3 separate regions of the Homo sapiens genome follow, and all the other regions are linked to region 3. The links are chromatin loops, found by intact Hi-C in ENCODE. Cell type or tissue: heart left ventricle. All regions are shown on one strand. Each heading gives the region's core, and the rest is flanking DNA. Links, peaks and the distances in the headings are about the cores only. Region 1 has its middle 3.6 kb from the start of LINC02384. Region 2 has its middle 79 kb from the start of RAP1B. Region 3 has its middle 46 kb from the start of LINC02384.

What was found. Hi-C counts contacts between places; a loop is a spot of excess contacts. Peaks named below come from ENCODE experiments on the same cell type or tissue, not always from the same donor. Only the 100,000 strongest peaks of a DNase experiment are listed, where the experiment ranks them.
Region 1: a loop joins it to region 3, with 2.0 times the contacts of the local background. A loop is called at or near these places in 12 of 110 quality-filtered maps.
Region 2: a loop joins it to region 3, with 2.3 times the contacts of the local background. A loop is called at or near these places in 2 of 110 quality-filtered maps.

Annotation. Positions count from the first base shown.
Region 1 is chr12:68,452,107-68,458,134 of GRCh38, reverse strand. No RefSeq gene overlaps it. Among named protein-coding and RNA genes, the nearest start is that of LINC02384, 3.6 kb to the right of the region's middle. In heart left ventricle, for the core only: no CTCF peak of the experiment used is centred there; no DNase peak of the experiment used is centred there; H3K27ac peaks cover 1,462 bases.
Region 2 is chr12:68,528,932-68,534,959 of GRCh38, reverse strand. No RefSeq gene overlaps it. Among named protein-coding and RNA genes, the nearest start is that of RAP1B, 79 kb to the left of the region's middle. In heart left ventricle, for the core only: no CTCF peak of the experiment used is centred there; no DNase peak of the experiment used is centred there; H3K27ac peaks cover 1,845 bases.
Region 3 is chr12:68,402,897-68,408,924 of GRCh38, reverse strand. No RefSeq gene overlaps it. Among named protein-coding and RNA genes, the nearest start is that of LINC02384, 46 kb to the left of the region's middle. RefSeq lists an enhancer at 5,698-6,028. In heart left ventricle, for the core only: a CTCF peak has its summit at 2,467 (motif pointing left); a DNase peak (open chromatin) is centred at 2,644; H3K4me3 peaks cover 280 bases; H3K27ac peaks cover 1,511 bases.

The DNA.
Region 1 (6,028 bases), core at 536-5,535, 49 kb before region 3:
AATGATATCTCATTGTAGTTTTTTGTTGTTGTTGTTGAGACAGAGTCTCACTCTGTCACCCAGGCTGGAGTGCAGTGATGCAATCTCGGCTCACTGCAACCTCGGCCTCCCAGGTTCAAGTGATTCTCCTGCCTCAGCCTCCCAAGTAGCTGGGATTACAGGCATGCACCACCACGCTGGGCTAATTTTTGTATTTTTAGTGGAGACAGGGTTTCACCATGTTGGCCAGGCTGGTTTCAAATTCCTGACCTCAAGTGATCTGCCCACCTCAGCCTCCCAAAGTGCTGGGATTATGGGTGTGAGCCACCACGCCTGACCTCATTGTAGTTTTGATTTGCATTTCTCTGAAGATCAATTATTTTGAGTACTTTTCTTATACCTGTTTGTCATTTGTATGTCTTCTTTTGAGAAATGTCTATTCAAACCTTTTGCCCATTTTAAAATCAGAGTGTTAGGTATTTTCCCATAGAGTTGTTTAACTCCTTACGTATTCTGGTTATTAATCCCTTGTCAGACGGGTAGTTTGCAGATATTTTCTCCCATTCTCTGTGTTGTCTCTTCACTTTGTTGATTGTTTCCTTTGCTGTGCAGAAGCTTTTTAACTCGATGTGATCCCATTTGTCCATTTTCACTTTGGTCGCCTATGCTTGTGAGGTATTACTCAAGAAATTGTTGCCCAGATTAATGTCCTGGAGAGTTTCCCAGATGTTTTCTTGTAGTAGTTTCATAGCTTGAGGTCTCAGATTTAAGTCTCTAATCCATTTTGATTTGATTTTTGTATATGGTGACATAGGGGTCTGGGTTTCATTCTTCTGCATATGGATATCCAGTTTCCCAGCACCATTTATTGAAGAAACTGTTTTTTCTATAAATGGGTTTTTTTAAAAAATGAAGAATATTAAAGAAAGATGCATTGTTTCAGCTAAAGGCAGGCTTACCACCGTAATTGTACCCTGAACACTGTTTCAGGAAGGACCTCAAAGGTATCCATGTGCTCAACAAGGGGTACGGCATATGCTTCTCTAGTCCTAGCAGGGTCAGCCTGCTGCCATGCTTGGAGGTGAGGACCAGATGTGGTGCTGAAAGGAGAAGACTGGGGGTGGGGGAAGGGTGGTGGTATCATTCATTCAGTATGTATGTACACGTGTGTTTATTATTTATCCAGTTTTTAAATAGTGTGAGAATACACATCATTTAATATATATTTATTGATCAACTCATATGTGCCAGGCCTGTGTTTGTGCTGGCAACAGAACAGTAATGAAGGCGGAAGAGACAGAAAGGGAGGCAGCTTGACAAGGAAACACCTGGCTCCCCCAACCCTTCATAAGTTCACACATTTATAGGTTGGTGGGGGAAAAACTTATCTAAACTGAAAATTAGACAAACTATTTATTACACACAGTACACTAACAAAATACGTAAATACAACAACAAAAGGTAAAGTGGATTATGAGTAAAAGAATAACTGTAGGAAGTAATCTAACCTAGGGGGTCAGAGGAGGTAGCCAGTAGGTATAGTCTTGCTTAGTGTAAAACAAACAAAACTCCCACAAAAGCAAAAGCATGGCTTTGGTTTGATAAACAGCATAATTCAGATATCAAATATTCCTAGTTAAGTGTGTGGTTCTAGGCCTTTAAAAGACTGAATCATGCGGCAGGTGGTGGTTATTTTCACCATGAAGTTGGTAGAACAAATCAAAGTTGACAGGATATCAAAAATCCTGATTGGCTGCAGTTACTGAGTGACTGCTGGGAGAAACGTGGTTTTAAGAAAGGCTGAGATTGGTATGTAGGCAAAGAGCTGGGAGAGAACTCCAGGTCTAGGAGATAGTTTGGAAGGAGTAAAAAGCAAACAAGAGGTAAACAGAATGATGTGATGGGTGGAAAAGCACAGGAGCCCGTGGGGAAGACTGGGCTTTAAGGGCACAGACAATGAAACCAGCTAGAAGGCAGGAAGTGCACCCTGGGGTGGCCCTCCGGTACAGGAACCTGACCTGGACAGGAAGTGAAGGGTATCATCTGAGGAGCAGGAAGGGGAGATGTGAGGGAAATAAGTGTCCATTGCATAAACCTTGCTAGAGCTTTTATCCTGTTACAGGGTTGTAGGCAGCTTGGAGCTTCTCTAACAAAATAATCTGGCCTGCTGGGAGGTATTTGTGAGGGACAAGAAGGGAGACAAGAAAGGTTAGAGTGTGGGCAATTACCATGGGGCTCTGTCTTGTCTTGGCTCCCTTTTGGATGACATAAGATCTTTGTCTTGGATCCAAACAGGATGAAAATAAGTCTCATTTCCTCCCCTCTCCCAACCCCCTTCCTCCCATGATGAAATGAACTATATGGGACTCTTGGTTGACATAAATCTTTGTGCTTTAATAAAAACTAAAGGTTCAGGAGTGGGAAGTGGTTAAGAAGTTGTTTGCTGGGGATTATATCAATAATTCATCCTGTTTAGACTGAAGAATGACAATGATAAAGAAGTTAAAACAAAAAACCAACAAACAAACCCACTAGGGTAAATGGGGCAGGGGAAACTGAGAAGTGAAAATGAAGACAGAATTGAACATATGTGAATATAAACTTTTTTTTTTAACCAGCTGTAAACAAAGTGGTATGAGGAAAGATGGGAAGAGATATAAAAATAAACAGCATTAAGTTAAAGGGGGTAATTATAGGAGCCAAAATGAGAGGTGAGTGTCGCAAAGGATCCAGCTAACTTTAGAGACTTGAGAAGTTTCTTCAAACATTTCCTTTCAGGACACTGTGGGGCTTTCAATCTTTCAGGATTTAACAAGACCCTAAATGTATATGCCTTAAATTCACACAAACACACACTTTTTTTGTTTGTTTGTTTTTTCCTGTTGGGGGAGAAGAGAGAGTAGGAGATGTATTCTTTGTTGTCATTTGGAAAACAGTTTCCGGTACATTTTATTTGCTTTTAAAAGCCCTGGAGAATAGTCAGCAAATAGAAATTGGTTTGCAGAAATAACATGGCTTCCTGGAACTTAGGGGGAAGGAAATGGGTGGTTTCTTTAATTACTATAGTATTTGTTTAGTATAGTGTGTCTTACAACTAAAGATAGAATTCCGGCTAATGTCCAGGAGGGAAGGTGAATTTGGATATTAATGAATTCGGAAGCTTCATACAGTTGTGTTGAATTTACCAGGTTAAGTAAGACAATAATGCTCTTTGTTTTCCCTATCCTGGCCAGATTAGAGTGGACTGAAGTTTGTTTTCAGATATCTAATCAGTTTAAATTCAAGTGCATTATTATTTACATATGAAGAGCTAATGACTTTAATGTAAGCAAGTAAGCTTATTTACAACAAAGAAGTGACTGGGTGACAAGAGGAGTGTCGATATTGCCTTAATTAGTTGATTTGCCAATTATTCTTTTCTGCTGGGTGTGATAGTACTTTTCCTAATGAGCAGCAGAAACAAGAATGCTCCAGCAAAAGCGATTGTAACACAGTAGTAGCAATAGCTTCTTGGCCATTTTAGGTCCATTAGTGCTGAAGTTGTCGACTTTATACAATTTTTCAGACTTCATAAGATTGAAGAACCAAGTATATTCCTGTAGGTTTATCCTATTTATTTATCAGCTATGTGACTTAGCTCAAGTCTGAGAAGCTTAAAAGGCATTTACTGAAAGTGAAAATAAATTAGATGGCAGGTTTGAACTTAAAGAAGAATTAAAAATATGTCCCACAGCAGTGCCATGCATTTATTTCTTCAGGCTTCTTAAAGACATTGATTGGTAATAGATGCATCCGCGCTCATTGGTGTGGGAAGCCCTGGGGGAATGGCTAGAAGACTCCTTCATTTTCTTTTGTGTAGGTTTGCATTTCTTCTGTATTTGAAAGTCGTGATACTGAAGAAATTCAAAAATCCCCAGGAGATTCCATGTCCACATAACAAATGTAAACTTATCTTTACTTTAATGTGTTCACTTCTCATAACTCCTTGACTGGAACCCTTCACTTCATCCAGTCTGAGAGTCTGTAAGTTTCTGCCGCAGGCATGCACATTCCTGACACCACGCTTTTGCTTGGCTGTGCCTCCTGCCCAGAATGCTGTCTATTCTCTTACGCACATCCTCTCTGTATCCCATTTTTGTCCTATTTCTTCCTGATTCAGAGAGGGTGGTGATTGGTGGATATGGCTAACATTTATTAAGTATATCTCATGCTTTACATACTGTGGTGGCAATTTATGTGCATTGTTTAATGATACCCCCGTTTTACAGGTAGGGAAAGAGAGGCTTACAGAATGTCACTGGGCTCACACTAGTAAGTGGCACAAAGCCAGAATATAAATCTAGGTCTTTCTGGTCATTTCTGGACTTAATCTTATAGTGTCTTGAATTGTTTCTTAGCTATTGCATCTACTAAGGCCTTATTTCTCTAACCAGATTGTCAGTGGCTAGAGGCAAGGAGCTTACTTATCTTTTAGTCTGCATAGAGCAGGCCCTCAATAGTGATAGCCTTCTATTGAAGTGAAAAATAACATGTAAAACGTTAAAGGATTTTTATTATTTGGTTAAACACTGGAAGAAAGAAACAAATCACAGGAAACTAATTTCTCAAAATTACTGCATGAACACAAGACACTGTGGTTCTTAGTGTGATCAGCACCACTCACATGGGTGTCTGGAAATGTGGGGGCAGTCCTTAGGTTGTCAGGATTCTGAAGGTATCATGCAGTTATAGTGTGTGGTAGACAGGGACGTCAAACACCTTGCAGAAAGTAGGACCGTTCTGCACCCTGCAGGGGCCCAATAAGGGAAGCAGCACCTGGAAAACATGGACCCAGATGCCAGATTGAGTTCCAACTTGCCTCCACCTTTTACTAACTGAGTAAATCTTTCTCATGTTAACTATGTGCCCTCTCCACTCCTGGCACATGGTTAGTGCCCAAAAGCATCAGCTCATAATTACTATCCTCTAGAAAAGTGTCCCCCATGGCAAGACATGATCTTTGCGGAGTGAGAGAACTTACTAGACTAACAGTAACAGTGTAAAAATCAAGGTGTAATGAACATACAGAGTGGAATAATAGATATTGGAAACTCCAAAAGATAAGAGGGTGGGGTGGGAGTGGGGATGAGGGATGAGAAATTACCTGTTGGGTGCAATGTACAGTATTTGGGTGATGGGTACACAAAGAGCCCAGACTTCACCACTACACAATATATCCATGTAACAAAACTGTACTTGTATTCCCTAAGTCTAAAAAAAGAAACCAAAACTAAAAAAAAAAAAAAAAAAAAGAGAATCAAGGTGTGTCCCAAAACAGTGCTTCTCAAACCTTAATGTGCTTACACATCTCCTAGAAATCTTGTTAAAATGCAGATTCTGATTCGAGGGGGGGCTAGGATGGGACCAGAGTGTCTGCATTTCTGATAAGCTCATGATCCCAGAGCTGCTGTTGGGTACCAAAGTTCTAAAGTACCTTGAGGGAGAAGCCAACTTAATAAGTGAAATAATGAAGCATTTATTACATATCTACTATATAACTTAAATGACAAAAATAGAGTAATGGAGGTTGGATATAAGGAGTATAGAATTTGATTTCTTCACAGAAGGAGCTTCCATCTGCTTTGCCACTTTTATCTGAGAGACAAAGAGAGAGAGCACACAGATTTTCCATAGATAACTATATTTTTCAAGGGAAAAAGGCAGAGAGGTATTTCTTATGTGTGTTTCCTCACACAAAAAGGCCATTTTGGGTCCCCAAATAATTTTAGAGGAGGTATTATAACTAAATAAAGGAAAAACTTGGCAGCCATTCTTGGATGCAGGGTGTAAGCCTTGCATATCTCAGAACTAGTACGAATGGTGTGCATTTGGGTGTTTCTCTGTGTGTGCAGTTTTACATGTCTGTGTATGAGCTGGAAAGTGTATTGGGCCATTGCCAGGGAATTGATTTCTTAAACATCACTAGAGAAGAGGGATATTTTCCCTGATAAAGATTAAAGCGTTAAGTTAAGGGGCAGGAATTCCTAAGGCAGCCTTGACTAGGAACTTT
Region 2 (6,028 bases), core at 561-5,560, 130 kb before region 3:
TTTAATTTTAGTAGAGATGAGTTTTCGCCATGTTGGCCAGGCTGGTCTCAAGCTCCTGGCCTCATGTGATCTGCCTGCCTTGGCCTCCTAAAATGCTGGGATTACAGGTGTGAGCCACCGTGCCTGGTCGCTTGTCTGTTATATGTTGTCAAGAGGCCTTGTTTTATAACAAAACTAGACTTGTTAGATATAAAATTATTAATTTTCTTCTAGGTATATTATTTTCTCCATTCTCATATGAGAAAAATTAATTAAAAAAGTACTTTTGTTAGTACTCTTGTACTGCTGAATGAAACTGAGTGCATAAAAGAAAGTTACAAAATTATTTTAAAATTTCATTTCTGGAATTGGTGTGTGCATATTTATTATGGGTGGAATAAAGGAAAAAGTATTTTCAGATGTTTACTTATACACAAATTTTTTTTTCTTCAAAAAATAACAGTAGGCAAGATGCGGTGGCTCACGTCTGTAATCCTTGCACTTTGGGAGGCCGAGGCAGGTGGATTGCCTGAGCTCTGGATTTCAAGACCAACCTGGGCAATACGGTGAAACCTCATCTCTACCAAAATACAAAAAATTAGCCAGGCATGGCGGCATCTGGCTGTAATCCCAGCTACTCAGTAGGCTGAGATAGGAGAATCTCTTGAACCTGGGAGGCAGAAGTTGCAGTGAGCCAAAATAGCACCACTGCACTCCAGCCTCAAAGTGCAGAGTCCATCTCAACAAAACAAAACAATAAGTATGTTAGTTATTTCTACATAACAAATTATTGCAAAATTTTGTGGCTGAAAATAATGAGCATTTACTATTAGTAACAATAATAAACAATTATATTATTATAGATAAATAAAGATAATTTATTATTTCTATAAGGAATCAGGGAGCAGCTTAGCTGGATAGTTTTGGCCTGAGGCATATTTCATAAGACTCCAGTCAAAATGTTGACCCCTGCTGCAGTCATCTGAAGGCTTGACTGGGGCTGAGGGATCTGCTTCCAAGATGATGCACTCACATAGGTGGCAAATTAGTGCTGGTTGTTGACAAGAGACCTCAGTTCTTCATCATATGAACCTCTCCATAAGACTGCTGGAGTGTCTTTACAACACGGTGGTTGTAAGACTTCCCCAGAGCACTGGGCGCGGTGTCTCAAGCCTGTAGTCCCACCCACTCGGGAGGCTGAGGCCAGAGAATGGCGTGAACCCGGGAGGCAGAGCTTACAGTGAACCGAGATTGTGCCACTGCACTCCAGCCTGGGCAACAGAGCGAGACTCCGTCTCAAAAAAAAAAAAAAAAAAAGAAAGACTTCCCCCAGAGCAAGCGACCAAGGAAGCAATGTGGAAGTTGTAATGTTTTTTATTATCTAACCTTGGAAGTTACATCATCACTTCCGTGATGTTCTGCTAGTCACACAAACCAGACTTGATCCAATATAAGAAGGAACTACATGAGGGCATAAATACAAGGAGGTAAGGGTCACTGGGTATTATCTCAGAGGCTGACTACCATAGTAAGAAATATGAAGGTTAACTTGAATTCTACCACTCTTATGAATTTTGAATTTGTTACTGATGTTCACTAAAAAGTGCTTTGCAAATTATGAGGTGAACATGGTGGAAAATAGAAATAGCATTTCACAAAAAGTCCTGATCAGTGTATGAATAACATCCTCTGCTTCGAAATATTATGAACATTGCATATCATCACATTAGATAAAGCATATACATAAGTATTGTCAAATCTGCTTCATAAGATTATAAACATCTTTTGCTTTTGGTGGGGCACGAGATCAGATAATTGCAAAGAAAAGATGGAGAAAAGGTAAAGACTGAAAAAGAAAATAACAAAGACCAGAGAAAGGAAAAAGAAGTAGAAAAAGAGAAGATAAAGGAAAGGGGATAAAAGGGACAAGACAAGACAAATCAGAGGTAGAAGAGCAGAGACACAGAAGATAAAAACATGCAAATAAAAGGCAAAAGAAATGTGAACCCAGAGGTGATCTGAACAAGAGAGAAGGAAAAGGAGAAATGATCGTGAGGGGGGGGAAAGAAAAAAAAAAGACAGAAAAAAAAATTAAGGTTTTCATTCCTTTACCAGTTTTTAGATCCTTTTCCACCTCAGAACAGGCTTGCAGCCTCTTATTTTCTGTGTTTCCCAAGCTCCTCTGGGAACTCCCCTTAATACCTGGTTCTCAGAACCCTGCTTTTCAGCTTGTTGCTCAGACTGGGTTGGGTAAGTTTCTGGGGAAGAGAGTAGGTTAGCCATTTTATTTATTGTCCAACTGTTCTTCTTAAGTACACACTCCCTTGTTAGGTAATATTTTTCTAGAAGTATTGAAAAAAGTAATTTCTTAGAAAAAAAATCAGACACAAACAAGTGATTTTCTGAGAGAATTTTAGTTCTGTAAAAAAGTATTACCATATTTGGATTTGGTTCCCTTTGTATATCTGGCAGATGAGTATAGTTCTTTTTGGATTTTTGATTCAGGGTTTACTTTAGTTCAGATTTCTGCTTCAAGTCATGTTTCTGTGGTTGAAATAAAATTCTGGCTAAAAAAGTACCTAGCTACTAGTTTTCATTAGCCAACATTTCTTTTTTTTTACGTGAGAACATTGCATAATCTGTGCTTCAATAATGATTAATTTGTAGACTTTAGAGAAGTTTGGATAAGCAATTTTTGTATGTGGAAATATTAAATGAGCAATATGATTATTTTTTTTACATTTTTAGTGTATTTTCTGCTAAGTTAACAAAGGCAAATTTAATCAAAGCAACTAATATAATATGCAACCTTCTTTTTAGACCATCTCCTGCCTCCCTCTCCCCAATCTGGGTTATTTTTTAAAAAGCTATTTAAAAATTTAAAAATTTCAACTAAGTAACACATTCACAAAGCTCAAATTCGTCTTTTTTTTTTTTTTTTGAGATCGAGTCTCAAAGTGCAATGGCATAATCTCAAACTCCACCTCCCAAGTTCAAGCGATTCTCCTGCCCCAACCTCTTGAGTAGCTGGAATTACAGGCGTGCGCCATTACGCCTGGCTAATTTTTGTATTTTCAGTAGAGATGGGATTTCACCATGTTGGCCAGGCTGGTCTTGAACGCCTGACTTCAAGGGATCCTCCTGCCTGGGCCTCCCAAAGTGCTGGGATTACAGTCATGAGCCACCGTGCAGGGCCTCAAATTCATTTTGATTGAGATTCACTGGACTTCTTTAATTTGTGATTGGTAACCTTCATCATTTGGGAAAACTTTTTTCTATTATCTCTTCAAATATTGTCGCATTCTCATGCTTTTTTCTTTCTGGAACTCTAATTAGAGGCATGCTTCTTTCTCAATCTGTCCTCCATGCCTTTTAACGTTTCTTTTATGTTTTACATCTCTTTGCCTCTCTGTGCTTCCTTCCAGACAAGTTCTTCTGGCCTATCCTCCATTTCAATATTTCTTTTTTCTCCAGCTATGCCTAATATGCCATTAAAACCATTCATTTAGTTTGTAATTGTAATAAATATAATTGTCAGTTATTGTGGTCCTATTTGATTCTTTACAAAAAACTGCTTCATCGTTTTGCAGTTTCTTATTATCTGCATTTATTTTCAAGCTTGGCTATTGAACGATCATAGTTGCTTTGTAATCTGTGTCTGATCATTCTAGTATCAGATTTTTTTTCAGTCCTCTTTCTACTTTCTGTTATTTTTGTTGCTTATTGCTGTAGTACTTTGTCTCTTTAATGACTGTGAGTATTTTCTTTGGAAAATTATTTGTGAGCATTCTTTGAGTCCCTGGATGATGTAAGTTCTTCCAGTGGGGGATTTGCTTTGGCTGTATGCCTGGAAACAGTACCAGTTCTTGACTTTTTCCTGGATCATTCAGTTTATATTAATTTGGACTATAAATCCTCATGAGGGCTAGCATGGCATTGCCACTTATTAGGGAACTTCTCCTTTACTCTCTTAAGTGTCTTTACTTATAGTCCCCTAGGGCAAGGGCTGTAGAGTTTATTTTTGATTCATCCTTCCACCAAGGGTTCATCCTTATACCAGTCCTCTGGGATCTGAGTATCCTATTAGGTTCCCCAAGCAGTTATGGGCTTTGTCTTCTATTCTCCCACATGTCCTGAGACCATGGAAATCAAGGCTGAGATTGGACAGGTTTGGCAAATGCCCTCAGTGTCTGGTTCCCTTCTGGGTTCCCATGTTCACTAAGATTTTGACTTAATAATTCCTTCTTGACACCCCTTTGATGCTTTTAAGGTTTTACTAATATTTTATTTTGTATTTTCAGCTGGAGGGTTATTCCAATTACCTAGCCTGCGCTATTACTAGAAATAAAAATCCTGGTACAAAATTTAACAGCTACAAAAGGTATACAGTGAAAGGTTTCCCTGTTATTCCTGCCTTTCTGTTCACCATATGATCATCTCAGTAGGTGCTAAAACCACATTTGATAAAATTGAAAACTCATTCACACATTCACCACACACACACATACACACACATGCGCACACACTCTCTCTCTCTCTCTGTCTTAGAAAATTAGGAATAGGAATAGAAAAGGAAACTTTAAAAAACCAATAATGGTTTAATGTCATACTTTGGTGTTGAAAATGTGGGGATATTCTTGCTTTTTACTTAGTCCAATTTCTTTATTTTTCGACATTGGACGAAATCCCAGAAAGGTAAATTGACATACCTAAAGACCGGTGGTCTACCCAGAAAAGCACAAGTTATTTTATTTATTTTTTAAGGTATTTTGTAAATGCTATTTTTAAAACTAATTTCAACTTTTATTTCAGATTCGGGGGTAGATGTGTAGGTTTGTTACATGGATATGTTTTGTGACACTGAGGTTTGGAGTATGAATGTGTGAATGACCCCATCACCCCGGCGGTAAGCATAGTACCCAACAGGGAGTTTTCAGTCCTTGTCCCTCTTCCTCTCTCCCCCACTGGTAGTCTCCAGTGTTTATTTTTCTCATCTTTACGTCCATACCTAATGCTTAGCTCCTGCTTATAAGTGAGAAAGAATGTGCAATATCTGGTTTTCTGTTCCTGCATTAATTCTCTTAAGATAATGGCCTCCAGTTGAATTCATGTTAAAGGACATGATTTAATTCTTTTTTCATGGCTGCAAGGTATTCCATGGTGCATATGTACCACATTGTCTTTATCCAATCCTCTGTTAATGGGCATCTAGGTTAATTCCATGTTTTGCCATTGTGAATAGTTCTGCAATGAACATATGAGTGCATGTGTTTTTTTGGCAGAACAATTTCTTTTCTTTTGGTTACATACCAAGTAGTGAGATTGCTGGGTCGAATCGTAGTTCAGTTTTAAGTTCTTTGAGAAATCTCAAAACTGCTTTCCACAGTGGTTGAACTAATTTATGTCCCCACGAACGTGGTCTTCGCTTTGTTGCCCAAGCTGATGGGGGTATTGTTATTAAAGTGTTCCCTTTCCTCTGCAGTGTTGCCAGCATCTGTTATTTTTTGACGTTTTAATAATAACCATTCTGACTGGAGTGAGGTGGTATTTCACTGTGGTTTTGGTTTACATTTCTCTGATTCTACTAATGTTGAACATTATTTCATGTTTGTTGGTCCCTTTTATGTCTTCTTTTGAGAAGTGCCCGTTCATGTCACGTGCCTACTTTTTAATGGAGTTATTTGTTTTTTGCTTGTTGAATTACATTCTTTATAGATTCTGGATAGTAAACCTTTGTCAGATGCATTGTGTGTGAATATTTTCTCCTATTCTGTAGGGTGTCTGTTACTCTGTTGATAGTTTCTTTTGCTGTGCAGAAGCTCTTTAGTTTAATTAGGTCCCACTTGTCAATTTTTGTTTTTGTTACAGTTGCTTTAGAGGATTTGGCCACAAATTCTTTGCCAAGAATTTTCTGTCTCCCTGTTATTTCTACCTTCCTGATCACCATATGATCATCTCAGTAGGTGCTGAAAGCACATTTGATAAAATTCAAATCTTTCACACACTTACCCATACACACAACCTCTCTTTCTTAGAAAACTAGAAATAA
Region 3 (6,028 bases), core at 227-5,226:
ACAGGGTCTCACTCTGTCACCCAGGCTGGAGTGCAGTGGTGCAGTCATAGCTCACTGCAGCCTGGAACTCCTCGGCTCAAGCGAGCCTCTTGCCTTAGCCCCCCGAATAGCTGGGACTACAGGTGTGTGACACTATGCCTGGCTAAATTTTTTTTTTTTTTTTAGATGGAGTCTCATTCTGTTGCCCAGGCTGGAGTGCAGTGGGGCTATCTTGGCTCACTGCAAGCTCTGCCTCCTGAGTTCAAGCGATTCTCCTGCCTCAGCCTCCTGAGTAGCTGGGATTACAGGTGCTTGCCACCACGCCTGGCTAATTTTTGTATTTTTAGTAGAAATGGGGTTTCACCATGTTGGCCAGGCTGGTCTCAAACTTCTAACCTCAAGTGATCCACCCACCTTGTCCTCCCAAAGTGCTGGGATTACAGGTGTGCTAATTTATTTTTTTTTATTTTTTTTTTTTTTTGAGACGGAGTCTCGCTCTGTCGCCCAGGCTGGAGTGCAGTGGCGCGATCTCGGCTCACGCTAATTTATTTTTTGTAGAGATGGGGTCTCGCTATGTTATTCAGGCTGGTCTCAGACTCCTGGGCTCAAGTATCCTCCAGCCTTGGCCTCCCAAAGCGTTGGGATTACAAGTGTGAGCCACTGTGCCCGGCCGTTTTAAAATCGATGTGAGCCAGTCTCATTGTGCACAAACATAGGCATGTGTGGTCAGAAGGTTTCTATTTCTTTTTTCATTAAAGGAAGGGAAAAGGCTCAAAAAGGTGAATGGGATGCAGAGAAGTGCAATTTGGACACTTTCTTGGAATTATCAAAGAGCAGTTTTGGGGTCCCTTCCTTGGAGCCATTGAAGACAGATGGCATAGAGTCTGATACCTCACAATACCCTTGAAAGTTTTGCAATTTCAGACAAGCCGTTGAAGAAACTGGCTCCCAAAAAAGATTCAGGTGCATTCCAACTTTACAGTCTACTCCAGCCAGAGAGAAAATCAGGATTAGATTAAGCCTGAATAGAGAAAAATTAATTTTGAGTAAACTGCTTAATGAGATCTAGTCTTGTATTTATTTAACTTACTTGAAATAGTATGTCAACACATAAAAATTAATGAGGCAGGCTGGGCGCCGTGGCTCACGCCTGTAATGCCAGCACTTTGGGAGGCCAAGGTGGGCGGATCACGAGGTCAAGAGATTGAGACCATCCTGGCCAACATGGTGAAACCTGGTTTCTACTAAAAATACAAAAATTAGCCGAGCATGGTGGTGTGTGCCGGTAGTCCCAGCTACTCATGAAGCTGAGGCAGAATAATCGCTTGAACCTGAGAGGAGGAGGTTGCAGTGAGCCGAGATCGTGCCACTGCACTCCAGCCTGGCGACAGGGTGAGACTCCGTCTCAAAAAAAAAAAAAAAAAAAAAATTAATGTGGCTGGGCATGGTGGCACGTGCCTTTAGTCCCAGCTACTCAGGAGGCTGAGACAGGAGGACTGTTTGAATCCAGTAGTTCAAGTCCAGCCTGCAAAACACTGTGAGACTCCATCTCTAAAAACAAACAGACAAACTAAAAAACAGAATTAACATAATTCTCTTCCTGGCTAACATTTAATCCTTTTTGCCCTGTAAACCTGCTGAAACCTCCACGGTGGGCCAGGGCAGAGAGAGAAGCTCTCAATCATGTGGCAGAATGTGTGTATGTGCATGAGACAAATCCTGTGGATTCCTCACACAAACACTACCTCCTACCCTATTTCCAGCTAAGAAAACCCTGATTTTCAGGTATCAGGTGCCCATACTTTAGGGAAATTGTTGTCATCCTGTTCATTTGTCAATCTTTGGTTAAAACGTGGGCATGTGACATAATCAGGCCAAGGAAGTTGGGAGGGTGAGAGTGGGGGTGGTGGATTTTCTATGAGGTTTTCAGAAAAAGTTTCTCTGCTCTTAAAAAAAAAAGATATATTTGAGAAATAGACCCTTTTTGTTTCTAAATGTTATCGTATGAAGATGTGATGCAGCATTAATCCGCTGCTAACACCCTCGCCAAAAAATGAAAAGCCCTGATTTGTAGCATTTGTCTGTTTCCATTTCTGTGGTGTAAATTCTCCCATTATGGCCAATTTCAAGCTCTACAACTGACTGGCAAAACTCCTAAATATTTAGCAATTGGCTCTCAGGAGCCTCTGGGAACCAACTTCAGCCCACCATGGTCACTGAGAGCTGCAGAACTCAACTTGTGAAAAGAGTAGGCATTGTGGTGGGGATGGCGGAGCAGAAAGGTGAAAGACTCTAGGTCCTTAATGACACTTGAGAGCCATGAAATTAACCAACCCTGGAATCTTCCTATCTCTGGACTTCTTATTACATAAGTTAAATAAAGGTACATATTGGTTTAAGGCTGGTCAAACTGGTGTGTATGTGTGGGGAATCTGGGCTTGATGTAGCCAGTGTAGATATCCATGGGTTCCCACCTAGTGGAGGGAGGGGAATGCAGCAGGGGAAAAGCTGAACGCTGGATAATGGAAATGTTCAGTTGGTCAGGAAGAGGGGGACAGCAGAGGAAGCGGGGTGGGGAGGACTATCCGTGTTGAAACAGGACTCTGGCTGCTTGCTGAGAGGAACAGGATGGTGGCTGTGGGCCAGCTGGGCTGTCAGGGCCCTTGCCAAGGAGGCTGAAGTTCAGGGCAAGGCTCCAGCAAGAGCAGGCGGCTGAGTGAGAGTCAGGAAGTCAGGCAGAAGCCCAGGGTTGGGAAGGGCTGCCCTGCCGGGTGCTGCAGATCACAGTACTGTGGGATGGAGGGAAAGGGATGCATGAGAGAAGGGGAAATGCAGAGAGAGGCAGGAGTATAATTCCAGAGGTCTAGACTACTCACTTGCCATAGGATGGGAAAGGGCTTTCAATGTCCACTAAGGCAGAGTCAGAATTCGCTCAGATGCTGAGCAGCTGAGGCTGAAGGTTGGGGATGCTTTCAGCTGAGGCTGAAGGTTGGGGATGCCATGGATCAGGCTGAAAAATGCAGAAGAAACCAGCATCTTCTCCAAAGCTGCCTTAGAGAATTTTCTTGGTGATTTTAGAGAATTGCTGTCTACCTATCTTCCTAGACCTTCAAAAAGGGGCATCACTCCTCCCTCCTATTGTCACAATCCCTGGGGTCCTGAAATTCACTGCCAAGACTTATGTTTGGCCTTCTGAAATATGCTCCCTCCTTCCTTGTGTGAAGAAATTTGTTTGCCTGCTTGTGGCAGAAGCAATTTCATTCCTGTTGTGAAATGCCCCTTACTTGCAGTGTGATTTCTCCTGTTATTCATTTACTCCTTTTCTTTATTTTCTCTTCCCATCCATTTAGTAACCCACCCACAGGTCTATTCTTCTTCAGCCCAGTGCCATTCATTGAATGACTACCTAGGAAGGACTTTTATAATTGAATTTTATGGAGGAAGTAGGTGCAGGAAAAATGAAAGCTGATGTGTCAACAACATTCTCTGGGGATTTTCAGAACATTATTTTCCTCTCTGACTTAGCTGGGAAGCCAAAGGGCAGGAAACTTGGCTTCCTTTGCACTCTGTTACTGCTGGAAGTCATGGTTAGTGATATTAATTTATTCAGTGGGCTGAGTTCTGTGACAATATCATTACCAGGGAGTAATTAAGGGTGGGATCAAACAGGAGAGGAAACCCTCAAAAGTGAAGTTTTCCCCAGTTCATGCTGCCTCCTGCAATCTAGGAAAGTTTGGCTTATTTTATGAGCATCTCCCAATTTAGTGAGATGCTTCAGAGAGTGAATAAAAGGAATGCTTTTCTGCAATGCAAAACCCATCATAAAAAGTCACTAGACAATTATAAAAACGGAAACTATTTGGAACTCATTTAATAGACAAAAGCTAGCTAATTTTCTTTGTAAGTAAAGAACTCCTAAAAATCCATAAGAAAAAGACCAATAGCCCAATAAAAAATGTGCAAAAAAGTCCATAGAAAATGGAACACGAATGTTGTTTAAACATATACAGACATCCATTTTTCATGTATTAGATTGGCAATGACAAAAAATTAACAACACACTGTGTTGGCAAGAATGTGAAGAGACAGGTGCTCTCATATATGACTGGTGGGAAAATAAATTGGTACTATCTTATGAAGGGTTATTTGGAAATATTCTTATGAACATCTATATGCTTTGACTTATTAAAGCCAGTGCTAGGAATTTATCCTATAGGTTTAGTCACATACATAGAGAATGAGATGTTCACAAGATTGCATATTGCAGCCTTGTTTGTAATAGTGGAAGATTGAAAACAGTCTAGATATCTCAATAAGTGATTATTTAAATAAGTTATGCATATTCATATAATGAAATATGATATAGCCATAAAAAAGAGTACTCTTTAATAAAGGAGGATACTATCTTTATATATACACCTTGAAAGATCTCCAAGATATTTTAAGTGAAAAAAATTAAGGTGTAGAAAATTGGTCAATAAAAGAGGGGAGAAAAAATACTTACACAAGACATGCCTGTATTTGCTTCTTATGCATAAAATATGTCCAGGAGGATATCCAAGAAATTGATAATATTTTGTACCTTGGTGAGAGGAAATGGGTGCCTGGGGCATAGGGTAGGGGAGAGAGTGTTTCCTTTTAAACCTTTGTTCATTTTGGAAATGTACTGCTAATTCAAATTAGTAAATAAAAATTGTTTAAGAGAAATGCTGGACACATTACATCAGAAATGACCTAAATTCACCCAGTCTGTTCTATGTCCTTAATTTTCCATTTCAGCCTCTTTTATTATTGATTGTTAGTAGCTTTCCATCTTCATCTTTACATTTTCTCTGTTCCTCCAGGTGCCACACATTTTCTCTCTGCTTCTGTCCTCAGTTTGCCACCTGATTTCCCCTGCAGTTGTCAAGTAACTGCCTTTTTAGCTGGATATTACTACACAGACCTCTTTCTGTGTGCCAGACTGGGATAATCATCTCAATCCTTTCTTCAACACCTCCTCCCCTAGAGAGCAGAAAATAAAGTTGTGGTTGGGAGTTAAGCCAGAAGCTGGCTATCCTTGCAGGGTACCAGGCAACTGCCAGAGTAGATAGTAACTTATGGCATATATGTTGCTAATGGTGGATGAGGTCATTTCAAGAGCTGGAATTGGGAAGAAGGATAAATACATACATGGAGGAGCAATAGAAGTCTACCTTATGGAGCATGTGGAAGTGAGTATTGAAGTTGAGGTTCAAATCCTTGCTCTGTCACTTACTGGTTATGTAAGGCAAGTTTTCTTAGCTTAACTTCTCTCCTATGTAAAATGGGTTCTATAATGGTTAATGTGGCTAAGACTGCGGGGCTGGCAGTTAACCCCAATCCATTCTTGTTTTCTTTTGTGGTAACAGATATGTGGGCACATGGCTGCTAACATATTTTCAAGTCTCTCTTGCTGTTAGACATGATCAAGGAACTAATTCCCTGCCAGTGGAATGTGAGCAAAGTGTGTGTCATATTCAGCTCTGGGACATAAGACTCCTCCATGTTCTTTCCCCTTCCTACAAGGTGGAACTCAGAACAACCCAACCTTGACTGTGGAGACAAGAGCAAGATCATAGGGGTTTCAGAGTAATGATCTGGGAGGAACCTGGTTCTCTAAATGCAGATATGAAGCAGAGCTGCCTGTCCACCTGGAACACCTGCCCACTGTTAGATGAGAGAGAAATGAACTTAGATTTTTAAACCATTCCATCATTGTTGAGTTTCCTTCTTATGGCAGAATAGCTTTACCCTAATCAATAGAGTTAAGTCTTTTTATGTTGTGAGTAATAGAATACTCAACTCAGACTAGGTAAATTAATAAGTGGTTTTACTTGGCTCCCATATAAGAGGAAATTTTAAAAGGACGGAAAATTTTAGGGTTTTTGATTTGGTATTCAGTGATATCATCAAAAATTGATTTCTCCTGTCCCTTTGCTCTTTCATGAAGTCAACTTCACTCTGGCGCTGGTTGCCCTTATGAACAAAAGTTCTCTGAGAAGGAATTTGGAGAAAAGGCTTCATCCTT